Linked DNA regions of Homo sapiens: region 2 is linked to region 1. A link is a loop called in an ENCODE intact Hi-C map of the cell type or tissue named here. Cell type or tissue: Caco-2. All regions are shown on one strand. Links, peaks and the distances in the headings refer to the core of each region. The heading gives the core; the rest is flanking DNA.

Region 1 (11,067 bases), core at 1,519-9,518:
ATTTGGGGATTTGGGGGTTATAAGGCTTTCTCCCTACCTGTGAGCCCTGTCCCTCTATTCAGTTTTCCCTCTCTGGGACTAGACCACCCATGTGCTGACCTGTGTCTCCATCTAGCAGACAGCTGGAGTCAGAATCAAGTTTAAAATTCCTTAAAATGCAGTAATGGTAACATAAGGAAAAGAAGAAATCTTCAAAATCTATTAAAATATTTCACATAATATGTGTGACTTCATAGTTTGTAAGCAGATAAAAACACAATTTGCTAAATTGTTGAAGCTGATAAATTCAGTTTGTCTTTTGGAGTTATAAGGAAAGGATCCTGAAAATTCTAGAATATTGGCAAGATTGATAATGACTTTAAAATAATTCAATAGAAATCAGTATCAGGTGAAGGTTTCCCATGTGAAATTTGGGTTATATTTATAAGAATGAATTCATTCATAAGACTAAACCACCCACTGCCCCCTAACTTTTGACAAATTAAATATTATTTTAAAAGGTCATAAAGCCAATGTATTTTTACTACAGTCAAGAAAAATACGTCATAGTTGCTCAATTACAATTCTACATTTACTTGATTAATAATAATCCGTCTCCTTCACTACATTAAAAGCTCCATGAGAGCAGGAATTGCGACCATTTTTTGCTCATTAATTATCTACAGTGCATATTGTAGTACCAGGCATAGAGTAGATGTTCATTTAAATCTTGTTAAATAGATAAATACTTTTTTTCAAAGGAATGCAATATTAGCCTTTAATATATAATAATAGCATTGCAAGTTGTCCCTGGCCTTACAAAAACTATTGATAATTTAGGATATAGTTCTGTATAAACAATGATATATAATAACATATATAGTAACTGTGCTTCTAAGATCAATACATCTAATTTAATCTTTTGATAGTTATATCAAACATTTCATTTTCAGATAAAAGTCTGCATGATTTTATGTTGCATAAAAAGGTTTATAAATCTTATTTACTGCTGTAAATGAAATAATGTGGTTCTTTATTAAGTTTAAGAAATATTCCATTGTGAGAGTATTTTAAAAAGTTATGAAATAGTATCTTCAAATAAAACTAGAATATGAGTATTGTCTTTAGATTAAACAGATTCCACTTAATTGTTGGCAGTGATGCTTTTGTAGTTTGAGTTGATGTCATTCTGAGATGAGTCAGAATACATATGAATATAGTAGGCTTTCCAAAGGGGCTGGAGAAGAGGAAAGTCAAGTGAAGGAGGCAGAAGGAAGGGGGGCAACAGGTAGGCCTGAGAGAAAAATTGCCTTTTTAATTTTATTCAGGGTCTTGTTTGAAAACTGCCATAATTCCAACACATGTTCTCATTTTTTCTTCTAAATTCTTCTTCCACATAAAACATTAATACCAGTTATTTAATCTCTTAATGATCATTATGGGGTCTACTATCCATAATTCTTCAATTATTTCATATTTTGTATACTATACTTTATAACTTTAATTAAGAGATTTGTGAAAAGCGTATGATGTTTTCTGTTTCTGTCTTTTGCTCATGGTGGCTCATAATTTTGGATTGTGAGCTCATGTTCCACTGGGCTTTCTCTGTGGGAACTTCAAGCCATGGGTTGAGGATGCACTTCTTTAGAAAGAATCACTTTAGTTACTTCCAGGTGCTCTAGGATGCAACCAACCCTGGAACATATATGTTACTTCGCTTGGCTTGGGGTTTCTTGGACCAGGAAGATAGTGAATATCTAAATCCTGAACCATGTAAGGGTAGGACTATGGTTATAAATTCTCAGAAAGCCACTCTCTCCCCTCAATATCTAACCAAAACAGACGGCTTTTCTTGCCGTCTCGCTTTGCTGTTGAGTAGATTTCTCTGCAAAGGATTTGGCCTTGAGTTTCATTTTTTAACTCCCCACCTTGCAGAGGAGCAGAGCCTTGATTTTTGCTTCTATTCAGCTGTCAGACCTAAGTCTCTAGGATACCCACATTGGAATGCCCTCAGCTGTCTTAGTTCATTTTGGCTACTATAACAAAAAAATGTCTTAAACTTGGTGGCTTATAAACGACAGAAATTTATTTCTCACAGTTCTGAGGCTGGGAATTCCAAGATCAAGGGGCTAGCAGATTCTGTGTCTGGTAAGGACCCACTTCATCATAGATGAAAAAGAGTTTTCTCTGCATCCTCACTTGGTGGAAGAGGTAAGGAGTCTCTCAGACATCTTTTATAAGGGCACTAATTCCATTCATCGGGCCTCTACTCCCAGATGTCTCCCAAAGGCCTCACCTCCTAATACCATCGCCTTGGGGGTTAGGATTTCAACATAAAATTTGGGAGGGACACAAACATTCAGACCATAGCATTCTACCTCTCACTCCTCCCCTAAACCTCATGTCTTTCTTCCATACAAAATACATTCATCCCATCCCAAGAGAACCGAAAGTCTTGACTTGTTTCAGCATTGACTCAAAAGTCTAAAGTCCAAAGTCTCATCTAAATATTATCAAAATCAGATATGGGTGAGACTTAAGGTATGATTTATTCTGAGGCAAATTCCCCTTCAGCTGTGAGCCTCTGAAATCAAACAGGTTTTGTGCTTCTAAACTGTAGTGGTGGGGTAGGCACTGGACAAACATTCCTATTCCAAAAGAGAGAAATAGGAAAGAAGAAATAAGTGATAAATTCTGAGTGAGAACAAAATCTTAAGGCTCAAGAATAATCTTTGATTCAAAGCTCTGCCTTCCAGACCCACTGGAGCTGTGGTCCCACCTTCTGGACACATTGGGGCAGAGGTTGGATCTGCAGGATTCCAAGCAGCCCTGTCCACACTGCTTTGTAGGGCATAGCCCATGTCACAGCTCTCAAGAGTTTGAATTGGACACCTGCAGTTCTCTTGAGCTGGAATCTTACCCGGGTGTCTCTACCACCCCAGGGTATCAGGAGCAGCCATTTTGTCCCAGTTCTGCTAGGCCTTGCCCTAGTAGGGGCTCTGTGCAGTGGTGCTGTCCTGGTGACAGTTCTTTGCCTGGTTCCCACAGTCCTCCAGGGCATCCAAATCTAGGTGGAGGCAGCCACACCCCCACTGCTTTGCTGGCTGCAGTGCATGCTACATCTGGGGCAGCTGGGGAACATAGGATGGAGTTCAGAGAGTGGAGTGCAGGTGGCAGAGCCTTGAGACAGAGGGGCTGGGGGAACAGGGCTACAATGAAGTTTCATGTGTGCCTGTAGCCCCTTCGTTGAAATTGTACTACCTACCTCCCTTCTACTGTGTGCCTATGATGAGGGTGGCAGCCCTGATGATTTCTGAATTGCTTTTGGAGTCATTTGTTTTAGCATCTTGGACAATAATAGGTCCTGGATTTTGTTTAGACAGCTGACTCATCTTCTTGGATCATCATCATTTGGCCACACCCTTCGTGTTTTGTCTTGAATATGCTTTTCAATATAATAGGTTCTGAATTTCGCAAAGGTTTAAGTTCTGCTTCCCTTTTATTAATAATTCCATTTTTAAATTAGCTCTCTCTTCTCACATTTTACTAAAATCCCTCAAGAGGGACCAGATTGCATCCATGGTGCAGGCTAATCAGAAAAAGAGAATATTTTTGAGCTGAGCTGGAAATCACATGCAGGAATTCAGTATTTCAAGCGGGAGGAGCATAAGAAAAGCCAAAGACACTCTTGGAAGTTCTTATTGTGTTGAGGAACATTAAGCAGCTGACAGTCGCCAGAACCATCTCAAATAGACAAAGTTTTTATACTTGAAGGCACTTTGATACAATAGTGGTAGCTAATATTCACCAAGCATTTGCTGTGTGCCAGTCACTGTTGCAAGTGCTTCACATGTAGTATCTCATTTAATTCTTTCAACAATTCTGTGAGGTGGGTGCCATTATCATCACATTCCATAGATGGAGAAACTATAGATAAGTGACTTTTCCAAGGTCACAGAGTTACAGATGGGCAAGCTAGGAAAACTAAGTCCAGTTATTCTGACCCAGAGCCCACACTCTTAGCCTTTATCCTCCACTGCTCACAATGAAGGCTGGATTTGCTCTGGAGGATTTAATCAAAAGTTCTCATTTTTGAGAAATCTCAATTAATGAAGAAAATTTATCTCTTTAGACTGTATGTACCCCCTAAATTCACTCATTCTTGTTCAAATTATTTAATTAAATATTGTCCTTCTCCAAGAAAACTCCGTGATTAAACGGATGCCTTTTCAGTGGTATGTTGGACCAGCTCATGAGAACCAATCATTAGCTTTTCAGAACTTTTGCCAGTTATTAAATATAGCTGTTTTTAAAATAAATTATATAAATGTACATTAAATGAATTGTATTTCAAAGTGAGTAACAAATTTTCAAGACCTATTAGTTCCTATTTTTTTTTGTTTGTTTTTGTTTTTACGTTCTACTGCTATCCATGCTCTTGAGTTTTTCTTATGACTGTTACATCTGTATGGTGGAAGTACTAGAGAGTAGCATGCTACTGTACATCTCCTCCCAATTCCACACTCAATAATGTCATGCTGTTAGCTGTCAATTGGCAATGGTGAAAGTATTAGCACCATGATTTTTTTTTTTTTTTTTTTTGAGACGGAGTCTCGCTCTGTGGCCCAGGCGAGAGTGCAGTGGCGCAATCTCGGCCCACTGCAAGCTCCGCCTCCCGGGTTCACGCCATTCTCCTGCCTCAGCCTCCCGAGTAGCTGGGACTACAGGCGCCCGCCATCACGCCCGGCTAATTTTTTTGTATTTTTAGTAGAGACGGGGTTTCACCGTGTTAGCCAGGATGGTCTCGATCTCCTGACCTCGTGATCCGCCCGCCTCGGCCTCCCAAAGTGCTGGGATTACAAGCGTGAGCCACCGCGCCCGGCCAGCACCATGATTTTGTAAACACTGCTAATCAGGGATTTTCCCTCACCTCCAGAGAGCTGGTTGCTCAACATGTACCACCACACCACCACCATTATCTCTTCTTTAAAACATTTCACCTTAAGTTGATTCTCAGGAGGGCTCTGTATTATATAGAGGGTTTAACTTGTGAGACCTCTGGTGTCTAAACTGTATTAGTTCTTCAGTACCTAAAAGAAGTTTGGAAATGTTCATCAGTTTCTCATTAACATAATTATTTCAGAAAATTGAGAATCCATCTTAGCTTTAATAACCTCCAAAGAAACCCCATCCTTGTGTTTCATGATCACCAGTGAATGAAAGCTTCTTGGTTTAAGAAACTCAAATTCATTACTCCAGAGTAAAAATGTGTTTTTTCATTTTCCCCCTCAATTTGCTGAAGCTGGGAGCCACTATCATGTAGAGGAAAAAGTCAAGATACCTAGAGGCTGCTTCTGGCTAGGCCACTAAATAGCCAGGTGATCTGGGCTTAGTGGTCACTTTGCACTTTAGAATCATCTGGAGACTTAAAAAATATGCTGGGAATTTTAAATATGCTGATGACAGGCCCCACCTAAGCCCATTAAGTCTGAATCTTTGGGAGTTCGAGCCTATGTGTTGGTGTACTTTGAAATGCTCCTGAGATGGTTTTAATATGTAACCAATTTGAGAACTACTGTTCAAGATATTTACAGAGGATGGACAGTCTGTGATTAAAGGGTCCGGCTGCAGGGCCAGAACTCCTGCTTTCAAATCCCCACTCCTCAACTTCCCCTAGCTATGTAACCTTGGGTAAGTTACCTAGAGTCTCTGGGCTTCAGTTTCCTCATGTGTAAAATTAGAATAATCATAATATATTAGTTAATACAGATAGAACCTTTAAAGCATCTTCTGACACTCAAGTATTTTTTGACAGTAGTACAACTAAATATAAATATGCTCTCTTCATAGTTCTGTGTTGTCTCTATGCTTTGTAACATACAGCCATTTACATACTTGAAGCTGTACCTTGATATTCTTTTTACTATACTTTTTAAGCTTTCCTTTTGTTTTCTAGCCTTTTAATTATATCAATATTTCCCCTTTTAACTGCCCAAAATTCTTTATTTTCCTTTTAGTTGGAAAACCCCAGACAGGGTAAAGTGCTTCAGATGGCTCCAAGCCATTGCTGCACAATATCTACTGTATCATTTTAATAAATCTTTAGAATTAAAACTATGATTTGGCTAAAAATGATGTTTCCTTTACATCACAAAAAATTAAAATTGTCCCTTTTTTCCCCTAGCTTATGAGGTAGTAGCAATGAATTTTTGTAGACCCTCCTCTCAGCAGAAACTAATCAAATATAGAAAGTTAAAAAAAAAAAAAAAAAGAAAGGTGTTGGCTCCAGGAACTGTGTGATAAGATGAACTTGTAGAGCAAAACACTTTAACCAAATCTTTATGTGCAAACAAAAATAGAGAAAATGCACTGTTTCCATCCATTTAGCTTAAGGAGGGTTAATGACTAATGAAATAGAAATAAAGGAGGAACCCATCATGAATATACTATTTTAGGAGCAAAATTCACTGGAAGAAGTAGCTAAAAAGTAGTTTGATAAAGGAGAATATGAGGGCATGGCAAATCAAAAGGACAGACTACTGTATATTGTGGTCTCTTCAGATGCCTGTTTTTCAGCACCTTTGATAGAGAAAAGGGAAAAATTAAGGTAACTATATGAGTATTACCAACAAATATTTTGAGGTTAAAAAATGGAAAAGATTAATTCAGTACTATGGTCTTCTGTGACCCTCATAATTTTATATATAGAAGGTTGTAGAAATTATTAAATATCATGGTGTCATTAATATTAATGCATATTAACCAGTACTCCAAATTGACTTATGGATAGGATGATCCTTCAGAGACTTAAGAGGAATTGAGTACCATCACTTGTGATTAACTTTTGCTCTTTTCTTGTGGAGAAAACTAAGTCTAGATACGTGAAAAGTCATTTTCTCTTGATTAGGATTTGTTTGGTTGCAAGGAATAGACAGACTCAGGCCAACTTAAGGAGGAGGAGGTCTGTTTTGAGAATACAACAGTGAATCTCAAGAAATCTAAGGTCAGTGATTGTAGCTGGCTGGGACTTAAATACAACTGATGTCAGTTACCTGGAAAATCATAGGGAATCATCTTTTCCCTCAAGTCAGTGTATACCTCTCTTATGATATCTGGTCATCTCTGCACTGTATGTTGTATTCTCCTCTCTCTAGGGACCTTTCCTTCTTCCCTATAAACTCTGGCTTAAACATAGCTGCCAATGAAGCTGTTCAGAGCTTGGCACTTTCCAGCATTTACTCCACTGTTCCACATCTTCCCAGTTCCTGAGGGATGGATTAGCACATCGTTTTGAACCAGGCCACCAGTCACATTGTGTCTGATTAGCTGCCCCGAAATCAGTGACCCACACCTGGTCCAGTCAGCTATGGCTGGAATGGGATAGAGTCATGTGGTACAAAAAGGGGTTAGATTAGGTAGAAGAGGCTGGGGGCTGGCAAGCACTGGACACATTTCTTGTATTCTGCCTTAACTACAAAATGGTGGGGGGGAGGGAGACTAAGTTTTTTCCAGGTAAAAGTTGCAGCACATGCATAGTACATGATTTCTGCAGAATATTAGTGACAAAAACTCAGAAGTCTTCCTGGTTTACTACTGTGTTTCCAGACTGTTTTAAGCTCACTCGATACTATATGGCTATTCTCTAAATTATTTTGTTGCATTACTGAATGTTAATGTAGGTATTAAGATTGAGTTGGGGAAAAAAATCCACAGAAATAGCATATCAATATCTCTGAATTTCAGAATCTTTCCCTTTTGGTGGGGGGAAGAGGGCAGCAGAGATGAAAAACTAAAATTTTGCCAATTGTATTATGCCACCAAACCCAAAAAATGTTAATTAATATAAGAAATGTAATACATATTTTATTATGCAAGTTGTTAACTGAAAGACACATAAAGACCTGGGAGTTTTCATCTTAATATGGATAAATGTGATAATCTTCAAAAAATAACCATGATAAATGAATCTAGATAAAACAAAAAACAACAACAACAGCTACAGGTATTTTTGTCAGATGTTGGAGTCTGTTCATACATTTTGTAGATTAGCCCTTTTGGTGAGAGAAATATGTGAGCAAATGAAAAGAGCTCTGTGATCAGAATCAGGAAACATTAGTCTAACATAAGTTCCATGAGAGCAAGAGCTCCCGTAGCCTCAGCACTCAGAGCAGGGCCTGGCCCAGAATGGAAACTCAATAAAGATTAAAAGAATGAATAAATATTCTTATGATTATTTGACAAAAAAAAAAGATGATTTTCCTCTCTTGGTGTCAGTTTCTTCATTAATAAAATGAGATGGTTTTGGAGTCATTTTAAGAATTGAGATTCTATGATTATATAACATGTATTCAAAATTTTGAAACATCTGTTTGTTAAATCTTTTCTTAAAACTATATTCTCCATTTGAAAGCAAGTAATTCCCCTGAATGAAGCAATCCTTTATCTTTTCATTAGTAAGATGGTTTGGAATTTATATGTGTGAATTATCTTGGAAAACAGTATATTACTGATAAAAATATTTTATAGCTAATTTAACAATGTTAAATCACAGGAGGGGAAGCTATTGCCATATGCCTCTCAGACGATATTTCAGCAGTTTTGACTTCAGCTAACTCAACTCTTATAAAATACATGATTTTCAGTCTCATAGGCAAACATCTATTGTAACCAACTCTGGAAATAAAACAAAAACCTATGGTGATTTCCTTAATGAAATTTTTTTTAGATTTTATGTTAATAGGGAGCAAATCTTAAAATCTTTTTGGGCTTTCATCTCCCAACATTAGATGTATCTTAACATTTTTGTTTGCAAAATATCATCTCACTACAAAACTGTGCGACTTGTACAAAGTTTCATGGTCTTGTCCATCTCCCTCTGAATATATGCCATGGGCAAACTAGGAAAAACACATTCCTCCCAGCTGGCAATCACTCACATGGGATAAACAGTCAGAGCATTTTGCTGCCCTAGGCAAACTCTGCCTGAGAGGACCAGCTGGCTTTGCATAGAAATAAGCAAGGTAGAGTGGGTATACATTGAGCAGGTAGAGATTTTTTTTTAAATGAAAAGAAAAAAAAAAAAGATAGCACTTCTAATTTAACCCTGTTGAAAAACTTGACATATCTGAGCATCTATTTTAGGAAAACCTACATTGCGTTATTTGAACGTCTGCTATCCAGTGTAGGAAGGGAGCTGGTGCTCTGTCTGGTGGCATCACTGATGACATAATACAATTATTTTGATGTGTCCAGTTGTGCAAAGATGTGACTAGTTCGAACCATGTTGATTATACAGCGTGATGTTGTCATGGAAATCTGATGACACTGATAGAGAATAAATAGTTTAATGAGGGCCAGGTTATAAAGGTTTCTGGGGAGCCGCAGCTTCCAAACGTATAAATTATTGCCTTTGTCCAAGTTAAATGTCTGGGTAGAAATGGCATTGTCACCGTAGTGGTGAAAAAGATTTAGTGCCTTGAAAAAAATCATGCATGTAAGCCAGTCTCTGAGCTGGATTCTCGTCATCACCTCTCTGAAAGCTTCTGATGCTCATCTATATGGATGCAGAGATGCAGATACTACAGGTGAAAAGATTAAGTCACTGAGGAGTTGCGGGAATTGATCATTGTAGCTCACTATAAATATTGTATTATCATTATCCTCATTTCCTTTATGTTGTTTATTTCACACCACTTACTATACATTAGCATTGTGACAGTGATCAGTGTGAGCCTCCCGTGTGTCTTTAGTCCACGTGCTTGCACAGGCCTAGCACCTTACTCCTGTGGAACCAGAGGATCAGTACGGCCCAGAAGAAACCTGGGAATTTGTCTAGTTCTCAAGATTTACTTACTATAAAGTTTTTAAATGGGATTATTTAAATTAGCTAATTCTGAATCCAAGTTTTTATAAACTGTTTAAAATTTTTTTCATAGTCAAACACTTCCCACTATCATTTTTTAAATGAGGGTTTTTATAATTTAGTGCAAAAAAAGTAAAAACACAGAAAATGGTAAATAATAAACAAAAATCCTGCAATGTTAACAGATTTTGGAGTACTTCCTTCCAAATATGTTTCTGTAAATGTGCACAAACATTTACATCAATATATGATATGTATATTTTTACATAGTTGACTTCTATTATATATCCAGTTCTACATTATTTTCCCCACTTGTTACATAGTGTATGTACATTTTCTTATATCACTTAATATATTTTATAATATTTCATAATACAAGACACATCCAGTCTTCTGCTGTTGGACATTTAGGATGTGTCCATATGTTTGTGATTATACATAATGTAATGAACATTTTCACTCACACAACAATTTTTTTCTTTTTGTTCTTTATTTTTCTCTTCTGGATTTTCAGACTCAGAACTCATGTAACTCCCTCAATGTTCAATCTATTCAAATAAGTAGTAGCCTAGTTAATAGCAATTATCTGTATCTACAGAGAGCTGTACTTGTGAAAAATTGAAAAACTATTCGGCTACAATTTTTCCTCAGTTAAGCATAATTTCACCAGAAATAATATTAGTTAATGCCTTTAGATGGTCTTAAGTGAAGCCTAAGTATTAAAATGAATGCAATTGAACAATTTACACTTATTTTAGACAATAAATATGAAATATTAATGGATAATTCAAGAACTTAATATTTAGCATTATAGAAAAATGTGAAATATTGGTGTGGTTTAAACAATCTACTCTTAGATACTTTAGTTCTACTCTGAAGAGGGGAATAAAAGAAAAAAAAATCCCCTGAAGGAAAAAAAAAAAGCCAAAGAGAAACCAAAAGAACCACTTGCTTTTTTGAAAAAAAAAAAATATTTTTTACTTAAAACTATTTATAATTCCAAAAAATATGAAATTTTACATTCTCTGGAAATCATTACAGAAAAACTTTAGTTTAATTCTGCTGCCTCAATTCTCTGGATTTTACAAGGAGGAAGCTGGGTAGGACCACTGGATTTGAAGATTTGTGACCCTGGACAATTTGCTTGTGCTATCTTGGTCTCATTGGCTTAATCTGTACAATGACTGTATGAGAACTGAATGTAAAGTCCCCGGAAGGATGCCTGA
Region 2 (11,067 bases), core at 1,307-9,306, 72 kb before region 1:
ATTCTAGTTTGTCTGGCCTTCAGAGTCTCAATGAGAACCTAAAACCCTTTTTAAAAAATTGAATAGAACCTTAAATGTGTTGTCAATGTTGCCTCCTAGGAATTTCTTCCAGTTTACTTTTGTGATTTTTAATAAACATTTTATTTCTTTTTTGCTTTGCAGTTTGCATGCACATGTCAAATCTGTATATTTTGTGATCTCAAAGCACTGCTACTGCTTTCTGGGGTATATGTATTTCTGGGGTATATCTAATACTGCTTTCTGACCTTGTGTCTTCTAAAGACGATGTCCAGTAGCTCTTGCATCTTATATTTTAGTAACAAAACAGAAAGGATTATAAAAAGCAAAAGTATAAATTTGGGGGTAGTTGGGATAAAAATACATGGGTTTAATGAACTATAGATTTTTTAAAATAATGAGCAAAGATTATAGTGTTAAAATATCTATCTTGCATGTTTATTGTTACACAGAATAGATTTAAATCTCTATTGTTTATGAAATTATCTTAGAATAAAATTGATGGTATTTTGTCCTGGTGCTAGCATAGCATCGCACATTTTTAACTATCACCATTATTTTAATTTAGAGATGGGCACTTAGGAGTTAAAGGATGTTTGATTTGCCCTTTAATGGACATCTATGTCAAATATATGGAATTATTTTTGTTATAATTGTCATAGTCTCCAGTGATTTCATTTGTCTATAGCGAAGTCCCAGGAACCTACAGCTATTTTGATTTATGCAGCCTTTATAAGTCCTCGTAATATAGACTACTGATTTCTTCCCTGTATCCTGCTCATTGTTGAAAAGCCAGAGCTATTTTTAACATTTACACAATTTCAATAGATGATTCTTTATTCCACAAGGTTTGGTGCTAAATCTGTGGAGACTTTCATAATCACATCCTTCTTGTGGTTTGCTTGAATTTGATCACAGTGGCTGATTTCATGCATTGATAATGAAGGCTTAGGTTGCCTGTTTCTCAGCATAAATCCACCTCAGACTTGTACATTGACAGTGCTTCTGGTTTCAGCACACATGGAGATATAGAATTGAAATTGCTCTGCTTTCTTTACAAATGACTCAGAGTGTGCTTGTCCTTCCCTAAAATGTTGCCAGCATGTAAAGGATTTTCAATGAGCAGTGCAATAAGCCAGCAACTGGGAAGGCTTGGAGCGGCACTGATATAACGTGGTGCTGTCACACAGATAATCAGGGCTGGAGCCAAGTCTCGGTAGCGCTGTGCATTATCCTGGTCACATACTGGAAGTTTTGTTTATCCAACTTGGTTGCTCTTGAAGCTGGTGAGAGCCCTGCCAGGATGTGGAGTGGACTTCCTAGCAGAGGTGAGCGTTTTTATTCTAAAACTTGGATGCTGGGGTCTGGGATGTCAGTAACAGATTCTTTTGTATGTTATGCTGAATCCTGTGGAGTCCTCAATTGTGTTTATCACATTGTGCTGACACATCTGAAGGAGCAAAGCTGAAGAGCAAAATATATGATTCTTTAATTTTGTTGCGAAGTAACTCCTTACATGGGTGTGATAACCATCCCTTTCTTTCTGTGCTAGCTGTTTGCCGAGGACATCTTACCAGTAGGTGACTTCCTTTGCATTTTAAACATTCTGAACAAGTCAGTGATATTATGCAATTTGCTACCATTACTGAAAGTAGGTAATTAGCAGTGTTATTATGTGTTTCAGATGTTATTAAAAAGGCTATAAACAAAATGTACTTTGTAGAATCTTTGACATGAAAGACAGATAGGAGGAGACAAGTCATGTTTCGAGATAACTAAGAAAGTAAGTGATGTGGATTACATACTGGAGTTGACAACTTGTGAAGCTAGACATTATTAATAATTAAAAGTTATGACCGGTCATGTACTGGACAACCAACAGTAATTAATTTCTAACGACTGTGTGCCGAATGAGAATGGGAGGAAATTAACAGTATTTCTTCATGAAGTGTGTTCTTATTAGCTGAGATGCTTTAAATGTAGCAGATTGTATCATTTAAATATAAATAAAATACCTGTGCTCACCTGGAGAGGTTAAATTACTAGATCATCATGCTTGGAAAGGTTTGATGTAGCCTTGTAAGTATATGGTATTTGAAAGCCAACTAGATAAGGGCAGACACAAAGTTAGCCTCCAAGTAGATGGAGTGCTATTGCTTAGGCTTGGCTAAACTCTAATTCTGGTGTTTCTAAGCATGAATGGAGTGTGAGGGTTATAATGTATTAAATAGCATTGTGCTTATTAAGTGTCTGTTTAGTATATTAGGTTGGCAGGGGAATCTATTTTTCTTTGATTGGAAGCAGCTAGCATGGCACATGGGGTGTGTATGTATATAAGTGTATGTGTTTTTCCTGCTATATTTATTTGAGGCAGCTGTTTTATAGCTTTCAGCTTTAAAGTTATAGCTAAGTGTGTATTTGTTTGATAGAAGGCTCGAGAACCTCTTTTACTGCCAGTACACGTAAAGCTTGGCTAAGCAGACGCATCAGGAGCAAACCATTTGTGTTCACCAATCTGTCTCGGCAAGTCCCAGGGCCACTATCTTGCTAGAAGCCACTGTGTGCTTTTGAAAGCATGAAATTAGTTTTATACTGAGCACATGGTTTCTCGTTTAGCAGCTCTTTTTATGGTAATGGTCAATTTATGGTTCACTGCCAGGATTTCGGTGTACTGTCAAAGCCGATAGCTTCTGCTAAGGCGTCTCTATGATTTAAAAAAAAAAAAAAATGGAGAGATGGGAAGAACCTAATTAGACCCTCAAGAATAGACTCTTACCTTCAACCTCATCTGTGCTCTAGATGCATTGTCATTTCTCTCAAGTTCCTTTATATTGTTTAATCCAGGACCTACAGATTTAAAGTTGCTAATATCTGCCACTTTGTCCTTTGCTAACATGTGACATCCAAATAGTTATGTTCTGAAATGTGAAGTATTTATTTTTTGCAATACATTTGTAGAAAACCACTCTATTAATGTTGGCCATATTATGCAATTCATCATTACACTTATCTGCTTGCCTGGTAATGCATCCTAGAGCACTGTTGGAGAGAGGGAAAGGCTTTAATACATCTTATATTTGATATAAGCGATTTGTACTTAGTTGTACGTGTATGTGCTATGAGTACGGCGAGTTAAATAATGAAATTAAAACAACCTGTAGATACATTGGAAATTTGACCCAAAAAATGCCTTCTTTCATGCAATCATCTCATTTAGAAAAGCAAAAGCTCTCAAATGCTAAAATGATATTAATATTAAATACAGTTTTTGTTTGTTTCCACATAATAAAAATGAAATGCATTTGTCAATGTGCTAAGAATGCTTTCCTTAACCTTCTCTTTCTATCAGAAGATAACCCTGGTTGAATAATGCATTTTGAAATAGAGGTGATCAAAATTACCAGGACATTTAGTGGAGTATTTATTTTTGTGCTGATTCTTTGCATTGTGGTAATGGATATGCAGGTGGAATAGAGTACATATTTGGATGTTGCTATTATACTTTTTCCCTCATGTGGTCTTGACAAGGGAACTGAAAACACTTCATAAATCCTGAATTTCATGATTTTTTTCTTGTTAATTATTAGATCTTTGCCTGGGTTAAGTGATTACACATGTAAAGAGTCAAGATAAAATATTATTGAAATACAGAGTGTAATATGTGCCATTATAATTAGAAAACAATTTTGTGTTTTTAGATGAAGCAAAATGTGAAACTTTTTTTTCTTCTTTTGGGAATGTTATGTCACAAATCATCATCAGATTGTCAGGGGGACTCAGTTTTAGATTTTGACTTACAAATAAATATCTCATATTTATTAATTCCCCAAAGCCCATGAAACAAATTGAATTTGTGGGTTGAGAATTAGAAACTTAGAGGGCATTGACATTTTCTCTTTGAAATTCCTGATGATATAACATGTTTAATAAATGAAAATCTTTTTAAAAAAGTTTTAGAATGTTAGAATTCTCTTAGAATAGTGACATTTGTCGTATTACATAGAACATAGGACATTCACTCAGAAGAAAGAAGGGATTAATTTGGCATATCTGCCTGAAGTCTTAGTAGCAATTTCTCCTTCAGAAGTAGTAGGATTTATGAAATCATGAGGATATAAATCTCAGTGATTTGCCTGCATCTTTTCACTTTTGTATTAAGGTATAGCATCTTGAATTATTCTTCAGCAGTTCTTAAAAATGACTAGTTACAAAAAATAGCAGATACAAACCTGTTTTAGTTGAGAAACATGATTGCAAAATGAAAGTACTATCCAAATTTGGCTTTCCTGATTGTATAAATCCAACAATAATTTGGGCAATTTATAGAGTTTGTACTTTCTTTTGAGGTATGTTGCTAAGATGAGTATACTTTAGTGAGAAAGTTGCTTCTTACCTTAAAGCTTTATTTACTTTCAGTCTTTTCACTTACTTTTTTTCCTACTTCCTATTAATGAACTAGGAACTTCAAGTTTTAGGGTTTCCAGATTTAGTATATAAAAATATCGAACTCTGAGTTAAATTTGAATTTTAGCTAAAACAATAAATAATATTTTAGTATATATCCAATGCAATATTTGGGACATACTTAATATTGAAAATTGTTAGTTGTTTAGCTGAAATTCAACTTGGACTAAGTGTCTTGTATTGCATCTGGAAACTCTACCTACTTTCTAAATAAAAAAGTGAGTCTCCAGTAATGGCCTAGAAAATTGGTTTTACCAGTGCCAAAATGGAGGCTGCACATTCCTGTAAAAGTGATCAGTTTTAACTGTTAGGGTTTATGCCTGAAAACTCCTAGGGAAAGAAAGTTACTATCTGAGAAACTTAAAATGGTGTCAAGAAATAAAGGACTGATGGAATCTAAATTACAAATAATAAATGAAAGCCTTCTATAATTACTAGTATAATAAAGGCAGCACATTAAATAAGTATCAGTAACATTTTGAATAATTAATGAGTATTATACAATTAATTTCTAATTGTCATCCCTTGTCAACTAGAATATTTTCGGGATTTTCCTTCTTTAGCAGGTTTGAGATACTTATTAATTCATTTTGTTTTGTTGTAGTTAAGATGCGTAATGTCAGGTGCCTCTTTCAATGCCTTCTCCCCTACCCGTTCATCTGGCCTTTATTTAAATATTTGTTACCCTTTTGATTTTAGGACTTAGTTCTGACTGCCACCCACTAGATTTCTCCGAGAGGCAGAGTAACTTGCAAACTTGACCTAGAAGAAAATCTTTGGAATCCTTTAATTATTCCATTTACCATAGCTGAATAAAATAGAATAGATACAATATTTATTATATACCTACTGTGTGCCTCATATGATGTCAAAATATTTATAGGTAGATTTTTATTGAATTCTTTTAACAACTTTATAACATATTAATATAATATTAATTGTGCACATGCTCAGCTGTTTACCAAAACTCCATTCCCACACCCAAGCTATCCCAATTTTAACCACACTGGAACAGAACAGAATGTTCTATCCTGGATCTGAATGTTACTCTTAGATATTGGGCAACCTCCCTGTGGAATAAAGGGTCCTTTGCTGAGAGTGTTCATGTCACTTCAGGCCATATTGCAAAATCCCCTTTGCCCACTCAGCTTCTGTATTACCTTTCTTCTCTTTTCTCACTTACTAATATTCCCCTCCTCCTTTTTGTTAATATCCTTAACAGTCAAAACTAGACATCAGTGTATAATTTGATTCTCAAAATGAGAAAAAAAATCACAGAAGTGAACCACATGTACTATAACAGAATGTGGTGTTAGGAGAACCTGCAGTTGATTAACAAATAATATGGACAACATATTTGGAGTAATTTCTTAAACCTAACCTTTCTGTTTCCAGTCTAAAATGCCACCTCAGTTCTCTGTCAGTTATGCAACATTCAAACCAGGAACCTGTTTTGAGCCTGAATTGATCAGTTGAATGTGAGTGCCATTAACCCAAGTTTTGGAAATGGATTAAGTCTACCATCCCAAGAAAGTACTTCTTACAAAACCATATCTTCTTTGAATTAAATGTTACTCCCACCAAATAATCTAGTTCATTTTTCAGTGTCTATTGCCCTAGTGGACAAATTCCTGTTTTCTTCCCTTTTTTTCTTGTCTGTTAACACTATACCCTTATTTCAATCTGATCATTTTAAATCTCTCAAGATATTTTTTGCCTCCACTCATCAATCTGTTTCCCACTTTTGACTAGTCATAAACGTTATTGTGTTATGCGTTACTTCTTCTACTAGTTTAAACTGATGTTGGTGGCCTTTTCTTGTATTTAAACTATGCTCTTTAGGAAAAGATTCTGATCCCTTTTTACCTTAAATAGTCTACTCCCGTCCCCATGTTGGCATCAATGTCCTCCTACTTACTTCAGTCCTATTTGGTTGTGTGACGTGTTTGTTATCGCAAAATACCAATGTGAATCCATAATCTAAATTTCAATCCCTAAAGATCTTCCAACAACGTTTGTCCTCAAATTTTTGGAAAAGGTGCTGAAAGGTAAGTTAAAGTTCCTAATTTGAAGAATTCTATTTCTTTTAATTTCTTAAAAGGTGATGCTGGTCAATAGCTATCTTTTCTTGGCAAATGGCAATTGAATGACAAAAAGATGCCTCCCCCAGGGAACACCTAGACTGTCAGAGATGAGGAGCCCTCTGTCCCTGACTTCTTCCAGGGACTCTGAAATGCCACTGGGACATTTAGCAAATCATCTTTTTGCTCACATTTCAAATTTGATGTGTGAATTTCACTTGGAGATCTATAGTACTGCCAGTTTTCTGTTTCTCTGATTCATTTTCCATTAGTGGTGGTTTTTAAGCAGACAATGGAAGAAATGACTTTACATCTAGAACTCTCCCTTCCTTCCAGCAAGTTAAAGGGGAATTTCTTTACTCAGGATTCTTGGGTGCTGGGAGAGGGCAGGCTACATTTTGAAGAAATTTCAAAATATCCAGGAGTAAGCAGATTCAGAAATGAATCTGTAAGGGCTTCTTTTTCTGTCATTTTTCCATACTTTCTGTATTTTTTATTATTGCACAATGGGTAATAGTATAGTTATAATAAATTAGTTAACTCTTAATCTAGGAGCTTTTGGATTTTGTGTAATTTAAGTACGTAGCTACTTTTGTGTGATTTAGTAAGGTAAGCAATGAATACCACTCTTGCAGTAGTTAGAAATCCTGTAATGGGCTCTGAATCATGCTTTAATGGGGGTAAGGAGAAAATGGGTATGGCTTGGAAATGATCTCTGATGCTTATCACTTGCTTCAGCTACAACTGATTTAACCAGCAATAACCAAAAGTTTGATTAAGCTATACTAATACTCCAGGGTTGGTAAATTTTGTGCCAGCCACCATGATCATACGATTAACCCAAACTAATAAAATCTGGTGAAAAGCGTGTTTAAGGTAAACCTACAGTAAAGCTAAACTCCGTCTAAGCTGTAAAAAGCTTCAACTGAAGTAAAAATAAACTACAAAAGTGACTTTAACACCCTGAAAACACGATAGCTAAGACTCAAACTGGGATTAGATACCCCACTATGCTTAGTTCTAAACCCAAATAGTTCAACCAACAAAACTATTCACCAGAGTACTACAAGCAACAGCTTAAGACTCAAAAGACTTGGCAGTGCTTTATATCCCTCTAGAGGAGCCTGTTCTATAATCGATAAACCCCGAGGTACCTCATCATCTCTCACCACTCAGCCTATATACCGCATCAGATCAGCTCTCCAGCAGCAAATATTATCATTGTCCTTTTAAAATGGAGTGGATGCAATAAATGGTGTATAATGAGACTTAATAATAACAGGAATGATAGTTGACTTTCAAGCTAACCATATGCAAGACGTTTTATATGTATAAACTCATTTAATCTTTACAACAATCCTATAGGTAAGCATTAGGGAAACTGAAGTACAGAGAGATTAAGGTACCTTCCCAAAGTAATCTAGCTAGCTCAGCTGAGATTTGAATTTGCAGTGGTGGTGGAATCCATGCTTTTAACCAGTGCCCTAGACTAGTTCTCTGTGAGATATTTAACAAAGTCTTTGTTGATATTATTTTGTGAACAAAGTAGAAAACTCTGGACTGAATGACAGTGTAATTTCGTGGATTTGTAACTGGTTGAATATCTATACCTAAAATCTACCTGGCCAATATTAACTTAAGGGAAGGCTCCAGGACTCTGCAATGACTTGGTGAGAACATTGATGACTTAGCCATTAAATCTGTAGATGTTATCAAACTGGGATAATACATATATAGGAAGACACAATTGATGTAAATCCTGAGCCACCTCCCACACTAAATAAATTAGAATTTCTGCAGCTGCTATCTAGGAATCAGTATTTTTAAAGCTCCCAACGTGATTCTAATGTGCAGCCTCAGTTAAAACCACTATTCTAGAAAAGTGGCCCAACTCCAACATGATCAGTTTCAACTAACAGTAAGTGGAGGAAGTAGTGAAAAACGATGTAGGAATATTGATAAAATGTAAACTCATCATATGAGTCAAAAGCGTGATATGATTGTTTCACACAATCTTAGTGGTCTCTTAGATGGGAATTGTAGAAATAGAGTATCTATAACAATGAAGGTTGGAGTCCTGCTCTTTGCTCAGCTGGGCAGGAGCGTGCCTGGAGTTTGGGTGAAATGCAGAGGAGGGCCTTAGGTGTTTTCATTTGAAGGTGACCAGCCTGGTCAAGGTGCACTGAGTACCTTATCAAGGGGAAGAGATTATCAGGGGACTTATTTTATGTAACATTCGAATTATATTTTTTCAATAAAGCTCTTGGGTAAAATTAATGTCAGTAGACAGAGTTTTCAAGAAGAAAGATTTTTGCTTGATATAAAGAACTTCCCAATAGAGCAGTCTGAAGATGAAGGCGTTCCTTTTTTCTTTGGACATGGTACAGATACCTCATGGGTGTTACTGAAGCAAAAGGCAGATTGTGACTTAGGCATATGATAAAGGAGGTTTAAGGGTTGGATAGATCATTAAAGTAGATGATCTTCTAACTTCAGACTCTATGATTATATGAGCATGTTAAATTTCAAAGGTAATGCATGAGTGACCATTTGTTCATTACATTAGTTCTGCATTCAGGAGAAGCAGTGGAGTAGTGGAGTTATGGAACAGTTTCTGAGGCATTCAAAGCGCAGCTCCACCACAATTTAGCTGTGTGATCATGGACAAATTACTTCACTTTCCAAGTCTCGGTTTCCTTATCTGTAAAACAAGAATAATAATAGACTCAATTTTATTTGTTGCAAAGATTAAGTGAGAATAATATATATAAAGGTTTTTGCATAGCAAGTGGAGAGAACATGCGGGGAATATGATGTAATCAGAAATTATCCTAGTAAAAGCTGTGGGGTTGCAATTGAATTTATGATTTGGCATGTGGTAAAGTACTCAATAAATTCAGCTGTTGTTATTTTTAGATTCTTTTTTCAATCATAGATGTCTTAATAAAAGTTAGGGTCTGAAAGTTAAAACCTAAAACAGGTAGATATTGATGGGCGATATGGAGCCGGATTACAGGAGACACAAGTTAGATGGCACAACATGTGAGGTTTTGAGTAGGTGGGGGCCACATAAAGAATGGGCCTGGGCAGGAAAAAAAAAGGGAGTTTCTGAAAGGGAATTGAGGAACTTTATTGCTTTTAACTCTTTACCCATTTCCAACTATTATTTCATTTGATCCTTACTATAACCCTGAGAAGTAGAGAAAAGTAACATTTTCTCGTTATACTTGATAATAAATAAGCATCATCAAAAAGGTAAGTGACTCGCTGAAGACAGGATAACTGGAAGTTAAACCTAGACCTCTCAAGCCCCACACCGCCACTCAACAGCTTTCATATGTCACACCAAATTCTGCCCAGTTCCATGTGCAACCCAGCTTGAATGTTTGCATTTGAATGACAACTTAACAGTAAAGACTATAAATAAACAATGTGATGAGGTTTGGAAATGAAGGCAAGACGTGAAAAGAGAACAGCATTAGTGAGTTGCATTTACTCCAGTATAAAGTTTTGTTTTGTTTTGTTTGGAGACGGAGCCTCGCTCTGTCGCCAGGCTGGAGTGCAGTGGCATGATCTCTGCTCACTCCAAGTTCCGCCTCTCGAGTTCAAGTGATTCTCCTGCCTCAGCCTCCTGAGTAGCTGGGACTACAGGTGCTCACCACCATGCCTGGCTAATTTTTTGTATTTTAGTAGAGATGGGGTTTCACCATGTTGCCCAGGCTGGTCTCGAACTCCTGAGCTCAGGCAATCCACCCACCTGGGCCTTCCAAAGTGCTAGGATTACAGACGTGAGCCTACACGCCTGGCCCTGGTATAAAGTTTTAAAGTGTTTCTATTGATTGGAAGACAGCATTTAAAGAAGTCTGGAATGATGATTAAAAGCTCAAGAAGTAGCTTTACCAGTCAATGATGTTAACGTTATTATCACATTTTATCATATCTGACTACTGAAAGGGCTTTCTGTGTAATACGATTAACTGTCCTTGACACACCTCATGCTAAACGGCAAACTTCTTTAGCATGACATAGCAAATCCAATAGTTAATAAGAATCACCATATAGTAAAAGCTTAATGGTCCAATGAGTTGAGGGAGGACCAACAACAGGGACTAAAGTTTGTGCTTTGATTTGTCAAGCAAAATAAGAGCTAAAAAAAAATCTGCAAAATTGATAGAGAAAAAAAAGTCCCATTATTTATTTTTTAGACAAAGTTGTAAGCTCCCAAAGCAAGTATCAAGTAAGATGGAGAGTTTTATAAATTATTCTGCCTACTCTTATTTTAATAAATATAGATGAGTAGTAAGTAAAAATAGTCCTTCACCTAATCAGAACCTATAATTATTAGCTGTAATTGTCACAGTCATGGTTCTTGCTGGCCAAGGTATTTATTTTTCTTTTTCACATTTAAATATATTTACATAAAAATAATAAAATAAGGTATATTTAAGGAACAGGCTTTTTTTTATTATTATACTTTAAGTTTTAGGGTACATGTGCACATTGT

What was found. Peaks named below come from ENCODE experiments on the same cell type or tissue, not always from the same donor. Only the 100,000 strongest peaks of a DNase experiment are listed, where the experiment ranks them.
Region 2: it touches region 1 in a loop (2.3-fold over the local background); 3 of 110 quality-filtered maps call a loop at or near these places.

What each region holds. Positions count from the first base shown.
Region 1 is chr2:179,663,806-179,674,872 of GRCh38, reverse strand. All of the region lies in intron 3 of ZNF385B (zinc finger protein 385B), which reads left to right. Among named protein-coding and RNA genes, the nearest start is that of MIR1258, 190 kb to the left of the region's middle. In Caco-2, for the core only: no CTCF peak of the experiment used is centred there; a DNase peak (open chromatin) is centred at 5,452.
Region 2 is chr2:179,735,992-179,747,058 of GRCh38, reverse strand. All of the region lies in intron 3 of ZNF385B (zinc finger protein 385B), which reads left to right. Among named protein-coding and RNA genes, the nearest start is that of MIR1258, 120 kb to the left of the region's middle. In Caco-2, for the core only: no CTCF peak of the experiment used is centred there; no DNase peak of the experiment used is centred there.